Linked DNA regions of Homo sapiens: region 2 is linked to region 1. A link is a loop called in an ENCODE intact Hi-C map of the cell type or tissue named here. Cell type or tissue: left lung. All regions are shown on one strand. Region 1 has its middle 3.3 kb from the start of MN1. Region 2 has its middle 96 kb from the start of LINC02554.

Evidence for each region. Hi-C counts contacts between places; a loop is a spot of excess contacts. Peaks named below come from ENCODE experiments on the same cell type or tissue, not always from the same donor. Only the 100,000 strongest peaks of a DNase experiment are listed, where the experiment ranks them.
Region 2: a loop joins it to region 1, with 2.7 times the contacts of the local background. A loop is called at or near these places in 85 of 110 quality-filtered maps.

What each region holds. Positions count from the first base shown.
Region 1 is chr22:27,803,052-27,807,051 of GRCh38, reverse strand. No RefSeq gene overlaps it. Among named protein-coding and RNA genes, the nearest start is that of MN1, 3.3 kb to the right of the region's middle. RefSeq lists enhancers at 1,759-2,322, 2,323-2,887. In left lung, a CTCF peak has its summit at 2,114 (motif pointing right); no DNase peak of the experiment used is centred here; H3K27me3 peaks cover 2,369 bases.
Region 2 is chr22:27,404,325-27,408,324 of GRCh38, reverse strand. No RefSeq gene overlaps it. Among named protein-coding and RNA genes, the nearest start is that of LINC02554, 96 kb to the right of the region's middle. RefSeq lists an enhancer at 109-661. In left lung, a CTCF peak has its summit at 2,266 (motif pointing left); a DNase peak (open chromatin) is centred at 2,164; H3K27me3 peaks cover 817 bases.

The DNA.
Region 1 (4,000 bases):
GCTTGAAGGCTGGGACTGTGTCTGCTACATTTTTTCTTGAGTTCCTAGACCAGGCCCTGGCATATTATAAGCATTTGGTATGTACATAATGAACAGATCGAGGAGAGACCCCAAAAGACAGACATTGTGTGTAGCAAGATAGACGAGGTGCTGTTGCTTGGCAAACAGCAGACTATAGCTCCATGAGGGTCTCATATCTTCTGACTCTAGTCATCTGCCCTCTCCTCTGTCCTGGTCATAGCTGGGGCTTCCTGGGATTGTGGTTCTGTTCTGCATCTCCCCGCATCCAAACACAGAAGAAATAATCATGGTCATAAGAGGGGCTGCCATTTAAAGAATGTCTGTCCTGTGCCGTGCTCTGTTCCACTCTGAAAGCATTGTCTCCAGTCCCTATGCTGTATATCAACTGGCCTTCATGTCTCTTTCCAACAGGGGAAACTGAGGTTCAGAGAAAAAAGTATTTTGCTTAAGGTCACGCAGCTCATAAGTGGTGAAGACAAGACTTGAATCTGAATCTGTAATGCCCAAATCCTTGACCTTTCCACCACTGGCCCACTGGAGAGGCCTGTTCTGCTGACCCCAGGTGTCCGGAGAAGTAGCTTCCCCTCCAGTCCTTCTAGGAACACTGCCTGCAAGAAGGGCTTGAGCTTCTGTGGTCCCGGTGAGTTTCCAAGCTCCAAAGGATACGGGGGTTAGAGGAAGAAGGCTAAGGATATTGCTGTGTGTGTGTGTGTGTGTGTGTGTGTGTGTGTGTTTGTACTAGTTTCTCATGTTTGTGTGGGTGAGGGAGACACTGAGAATAATATGAATCATAATTTTGATAATATTTGGTAATAATCACAGTGGTAATAAAGGTTGCTAACACTTGTTGGCACTTACCATGTCCCCTGCACTGTGCTAAGTGTTTTACCTGAACGATCACATTCAGGTAGAGCAGGCCGTGGTTAAGAGACAGGCGTCAGTGTCAGGGAGATTAGAATCTCAGCTCTGCCATTGTTTGACTTTGGGAAAGTCCCTTGACTTTCTCGATCTCCTCATCTGTAGAATGGGTTCTGAGTCCCCACTTCATGGCGTTGCCGTGAGGATGACCATGGGTATAATGCACAAAGCACCAGCCTGACACGGAAGGAGCCTTCCATGTCCTGAAGCCAGTGGGCAGACTCATCCACTATGGGGAGGGGTGTGTGTGTGTGTGTGTGTGTGTGTGTGCTGACATCCCCACACTATGGAGGGGTGTGTGTGTGAGTACATGGATGCTGACATCCACACACTATGGAGGGGTGTGTGTGTGTGTGTGTGCTGACATAGCCACACGCTATGGAGGTGTATATGTGTGTGTGTGTGTGTGTGCTGACATAGCCACACACTATGGAGGTGTATGTGTGTGTGTGTGTGTGTGTGCTGACATCCACACACTATGGAGGTGTACGTGTGTGTGAGTGTGTTGACAGCTACACACTATGGAGATGTATGTGTGAGTGTGTGTATAAGTACATGGATGCTGACATCCACATACTATGGCGGGGTGTGTATGTGCTAACATAGCCACACGCTATGGAGGTGTATATGTGTGTGTGTGCTGACATCCACACACTATGGAGGGGTGTGTGTGTGTGTGTGAGTACGTGTATGCTGATATTGCTCTGTGTGTGCATGTGAGTGCATGTGTTTGCTGACACAGCCACACACTATGGAGGTAAGTGTGTACATGTGTCTGTGCTGGTGGTGTTGGGGGCCAACGGGGCAGGCACGAAGGCTGTGTGTCTCCTGGGTGACGGGTATTGGGTGTGGGTTGCTTTGTGTTTCTATAGAGTGAGAGTTCACTGGTGGGCTGCAGGCTGAGGCTCCTGGGCTAGCTGAGGTGTGCCAGGCTCTCCATATCAGCGGTGAGTGTTCTGGGGGCCATCCCAGGCAGTTCCCCACTTGTCACCAGCTTAAAACATCCCTCTCCAGCTCTGGGGCCCCATCCAGCTGTGTCTCCTCCTTCCCTTGCCCAGAGGGCCTCCTCTGGCCGTTGCCAGCACACTCAGTGCCCCCGGAGGGGGACCTGGGGAGGGAGGAGGATGGAGAAAGCCCTGGCGGGTGGAGGGCCCTGAGGCTCCTACTGCTCCCGGCTCTGCGCCTGCGGGGACTTTGAATTCATCTGAGCGCTAGGGGGCAATGTGTCTGTTCCAAAGAAACACTGCGGGACCTTGCGGGCGAAAGCACACACAGGCACACGCAGGGGTGCCCACACTGTGGAGGCGCACACGCCGGCGCATACACGGGCACAGATGGGCACAGGCTGTGAGGCACACGCCCTCACACTCGCAGAAAAAACAGATACACTGGAGCAGAGATACAGGCATGCAAGGGGTGAGGCAGCTGCACACACACAGGTACAAACGCAGTGGCTCACACACACAGAAATGCGGGGTTGGGGGACAGACAGAGAACATGCACCAAGACCCCCAAAGATCCATGCACGAACGCCGACGCAGGCATGGACAGAAACACACGCAGATGCCCCGCCACCCGCATACAAGCAAAGGCACAAAATGCAGACGTGTGCCACACACCCGCACAACATTTGCAGTGTTAAAGAAAGGTGACCGAGACACACATCCTGAACAGAAACTTCACCAGGTCCAAACACTCCCTTCTTTCAGCCACTCACACACCTTGTGGAGCTAACTCTTGGAAACAGCCCCAGAAAAATACTCCCACACCCCCCCTCCCTGGAGCACACGGAATTATTCCACAGGAAACCTGCCCAGGTGTGCTGGAGACCCCCACCCAGCCCTGTGTGAAGTCATGCCTCAGCTCTGCAGACGCCCCCATCCGGGTCTCCCCAGACGACAGGCCTGTGAGCCATTCTTCCCACTCTCCTGGCCCACCCCCAGGCTCCAGACAGGTCCCCACTTTTCCCTATTTCCTCCAGACACAGAAACACAGGCGGCTCATAGGTGCCTCAGGAGACACCCATAGTCGAGAGCAGACTGAGTGTGTGACCCAGTATCTTGGACTATGCCCAGGCCTTTGCCCATGTGGGGGCCTCTTCCTCACAACCAGGTTTTCCTATTGCCTCCCGCTTTTTGTCCAGGAGGTTCAAGATCCCCCCTGCTCTGTCTCGGGAGCCCCAGAGCCCCAGGGTCCTAGGCCCCGGGGCGGGCGGGGGGGGGGTGTCACTGGAGGGCCTACCCAAGCCTTTATTTCTTTGTGCCTAAATCAGCAAAGCCTCAGTCTTTTCTCTGGCTCTCACTTCCCTGTCACTTTGCTAAGTAATAATTTCCATGTCCAATTCCATTTCTTTTCTAGTTCTGAAACCTCTAAGCTATCAGCAAGAGGATAGTTCACATGAAAACTAATTACACAAAATCAATATTTAATCACAGACCAACAACCTGATCCTGCAGAAAAATCCTTTAAAAACTCCACCGCCCTGTACAAATACTTATTCCCTATGCTTATTTATGGACCCCATTTTTGATGGGGGTAATTTTCATTTTTAATTTCAAAAAAGAAAAAATATATATGTCTGTAAACTTCCACAACAGGAAGGCCCCGGGAAAGGTCTTGGATCTGAGCTTGCTCTGGCTGAGTTTTAAAGTTGTTGTTTTTTCTTGTTTGTTTATTTTTAATTAAAATTTTTTTTGGGCGGGGGGCAATTTCTTAGGAATTCTGCCGCTACCCCAAAGTTGAGCCCATTTCCCCCCACCCCCGGCATGTCGGTTCTGGCATACTTAGCACTGCCTTCCTAGCCGCAACTCAGGGGAGCAATGAATCTGCGCGTACGACATGGTAACTTTTTAACTCCTGCCCGCGACGGTGGAGTGCTTAATCTAAGGTTTTTAAATAAAAAGGGCTCAGGGGTTGGTTTTATTATAACGTTTATTTCATTTCAGATTTCATGCGTAATTTAGCAAACGCTAGACAGACTCGGGCGATAAACACTTTCTTTTGTGGGGGGGGAAAGGCATTTTCATACACCACGCTTAATTTTATTTAGATTTAATAGCGA
Region 2 (4,000 bases), 400 kb after region 1:
AAGGAAAAACATTGCAGCCAGTGGGGACAGCATGTACAAAGGCCCTGTGGTTTGCAGAAGTGTGGTGAGGGGAAGCCCTGACGGGAGGAAGTTCCATTGTGGGTGGAGGCTGGGGAGGAAGAGAGTGTGGGTTAGAGGGGCTGGTAGGGGTTGGTCTTTGTGGCTATGGGGGAGAGGGAGAGTTTGGCCTCCATCCTAGGATTCCAAAAGCCATGGAAGGTTTAAAGAAGGATGTGACAGGCTCAGATCTGGGTTTTTGAAAACTGCCTCTGGCTACCCCAAACCTGGAGTGGACAGCAGCCTTAGGTTGGGAGAGACATGTAGCTGATCCTTCCATGTTAACCTGTCCTGCCAGGGTGACCCCAGGGGAAGGATGTGGCCAGCACAGCCTGTCGGGAGGCAGGGAGCCCAGGTCCCCCTTCGCCTCCAAGCTGGTGGGCTCATTTACATGATTCCTGCTTAATTCTCCCAGGGTATGCAAATGTATGCAAACCACAATCCAGGAGAGGCAAAAATAGCAGGGCGCATTAGCATCCCCCACAGGAATATTGTTTTATGCAAACGATGTGCTTGGAGCCTGCTGAGCAGGCGGAAATGAAAGATGCCTTCCTGGGGGCTCCGGCGAGTCCACCCACCTGACCTTTGCCCTCCAGGACCCTGGCCAGGCCCCTGCTGGGAGGGAAAAGCTCTGGGGTATGGAGGCAGGTGGTGGGTGGAAGACCCTGGCTGCCCAGTGGACAGGGGCCAGTTCAGGGTCCACGGGGTGGGAGGACCCCTGATCCCGCCGCTACCCTCGTCGTGCCCTGGCCTCCACCCTCTGACTGTCTGGTCTTCCTCCCTCCTCTATTCCCCTTCCTCTGCCCTCTGTATGTTGTCGCCTTCCTCTTTGCTTCTCTCTCTCTGATCATTTTTTCTCTTCTCAGCCTCCTCCGGCCTTTCCTTCTCTGCTGAGTCTCTGCCTGACCTCCTGGTCTGCTACCCCAGAATTTGCTCTCGTGCCCCTTGGTCCTTGTCTCACCCCGGGTCTCCATCTTCTGCCCCTCCTCGCATCTCTCCCTGTCTCTGTGGCACCCCGCCGCTTTGTCCCTGTCTGTCTCTGCGATTTCCTGGCTCCCAGTCTCTGTCTCTCTCTCAGTCTGTATCCCCGTCATCTGTCTGTCTGTCTCCATCTCAATATGCACCTCTCTTCACTCCCTTCTTTCTGGCTCTGTCGCTCCCTCTCTGTTTTGTTCGGTTTTGATTTAATTTGTTTTTCTGGCGCTCTCTCTTGTTCTCTTCCTGTCGTTGTCTCTACGCTGCGTCTCCGTCTATTTCATGATCTCTCTGTCACTTTTGCTCTGTATCCCCCACCCCACGTCTCCCTCCTTGCCTCTGCTCTGCTTCTTCTTCCTTAAGAGACCTGGAGACCATCCCAGGACTCACGGCAGCAACCCTTGCTCACATCTGGAGCAGGGGCTATTGGGCGATGTGGGGAGAAGCAGGGACGCCTTCATGCCCCCAAATTCCAGTGGTCACCCAGACCCCTGATGGCAGCCCACAGGAAGGAGCCTGGTCTAGACAGGCTGTGGGTTTTGAGAAGAGGCTGAGCCTTCCCTGATCCCTGGAGGCCTAGGTCTGGCTATGCTGGCCCAAGCTTGCCTGAGGCTGAGGCTGGAATGTTGGGGAGAGAGTAGATAGGAATTAGGCCTGGTTCCCTCTGGGCAGGGACATGTCCTGGCAGCAGATACTTCCTGGCTGTGTGATCTCTGCAAATGGTTTCATCTTTCTGAGCCTCAGTTTCCATCTCTGTAAAATGGGTCAGTACTGGTGTCCAAGTCTTGGATTGGTTGTGGGACTGGCCTGACTCATTGCCATTGTTTACATGTGTTGCACTTACTCAATATTAACCACTACTGTCATGATTGTCATTGCTCCCATATTTCCACTTAAGCTCTTGGTGCCTCAGTTTCCTCATCTGGAATATGGAAAGACTATCTCCTGCCTTTGGGTTGTTGTGGAAACTGGATGATACAGTTGCAAACTTGGCACATAGTAGGTGTTCAATAAACTACCTTTTAAAGTCTTCTTAGACTAGCTGCATGACTTTGGTAAAGGCATGGCTGCCCCTTTCTGGGCCTCAGTTTCCCCACCTGGAAGGAGGTCAGCGCAGAGCACCCTCTGAGGTCTCCTGGCCAAGCTGCACTGGACTGGGGCTCCTCGGGTGGCTGCCAGTCGGTGGTGACTCCACAGTGCCACCAAGTGGCCACCCATGTCACCATGGGGCAAACTTGGGGGCTGGGGACCGACCTGTGTCTAACCTCCCTATCCCTGCTGCAACCCCAGGCCCATTACACAGATGTAACAAGGGCCCAGAGGGGAAGAGCTATGCCCAAGGGCATGCGGCCATGAGTAGAGAGGAAAGCCTAGATTTCTGGGGCTGGATCTCGCTTAGACTTGCTGGGTGACGTTGGGGCAGTGCATTCCCCTCTCTGAGCCATGCTATCCTCACCACATCAGACTGGCCTGGAGGCTTCCTCCAGCAGCCACATCCTCCATCCCTGTGGCTGGTCCAAGGCTACATCACTTCGGTAGTTCACAGTTTTATTAAGCGCCTACTCTGCGCTGAATAGAGGATAAATAATACCAACAATGACAATGACAGTGATAATAATAATGGTAATTATTCACCAGCAATGAAAATGTTCTGTGGGTCAGGCCATGTGCTCAGCATTTGCTCAGTGCCAGCTCATTTAATTAACACGAGGTGGAACTTTCTAAGCACTTTACAGCAATTAACTCATTTAATCCTCACAACACAGTGAGGCTCAGAGAGGAAGGAGAATGCATGTTTTTGCCATTAAATTATTTCACTATATATTTAATGAGCACCTAGTATGTGCTGAGCCCTGTGCTCAGCCCTGGGGGTCCAATGGTGAAGGGCATAGAGATAGTCATGGATCACATGAGCTCACTGTTTAGTGGGGAGAAATACAGTAAACAAACAAACAAAAAATGCCCCGGAATGCAAACTTAGGAAGCATTACAAGAGATTGGAAGGGAATGAAGAGGGAACAGTGAGAGGGAAGAGGGAGGGAGGCAGGTAATCAGGGAATGACAGCCTGAAGGAGGAGGTATTAAAGCTGAGGCCTAAGGGAGGATTGGGAGCCTGCAAACTGTGGAGGTGGAAGGACCAGCCTGCGCAAAGGTCCTGTAGTAGGAGGAGGCTTGCCCCATCAAGAAACGGAGAAGAAGCTATGGCAACCCTCCAACCCAGGAACCCCTCTGCAGCCCCAGATTCCGGTGAAGTTTATATCAGGGGTTCTCAGCCTCTGAGAAAATTACCAGGGAGCTTAAAAAAAAAAAAAAAAAAAAAAAGCCAGGCACAGTGGCTCACACCTGCGATTCCAGCACTTTGGGAGGCCAAGGAGGGCGGATTGTTTGAGCTCAGGAGTTCAAGACCAGCCTGGCCAACGTGGTGAAAACTCCGTCTCTACTAAAAAACATACAAAAATTAGCCTGGTGTGGTGGCGTGCACCTGCAGTCTCAGCTACCCGGGAGGCTGAGGCATGAGAATCACTTGACTCCAACGCTGTGGTTTTGATAAACTTCAATGGCTTAGCATTGTGTAGGGGAGGAGGGTTTCTTTGAAGATAATATTTATCAGTAATTTTCCCCTTTGTGGCCCAGCCCTACCCTGGGGGTCACGTGAGCCAGGATGACTCTCTATGCAGAGTCCTGACTTCCTATCTTATAGACCCCATGTAACAGTTGTGCTAGTAAGTTAACCACAGGTGCCATCTGGGGTAATCTTTGCACCATAATGACCCCCGTAGAGCCTCAGAATGCACACCTCCCCAAAAAAAAGAGTGACCCAAATAAGGCAGCCTTAGGCAGGCTCCACTGAGCTGTGCCCAGAAAAGTGTCCCTCTGGCCATTGCTGGCCCATCCATGGGAATCTTGATTAGAGAGACTGAGGCCACATCTGCATGGGAATCGATTAGAGAGACTGAGGCCACATCTG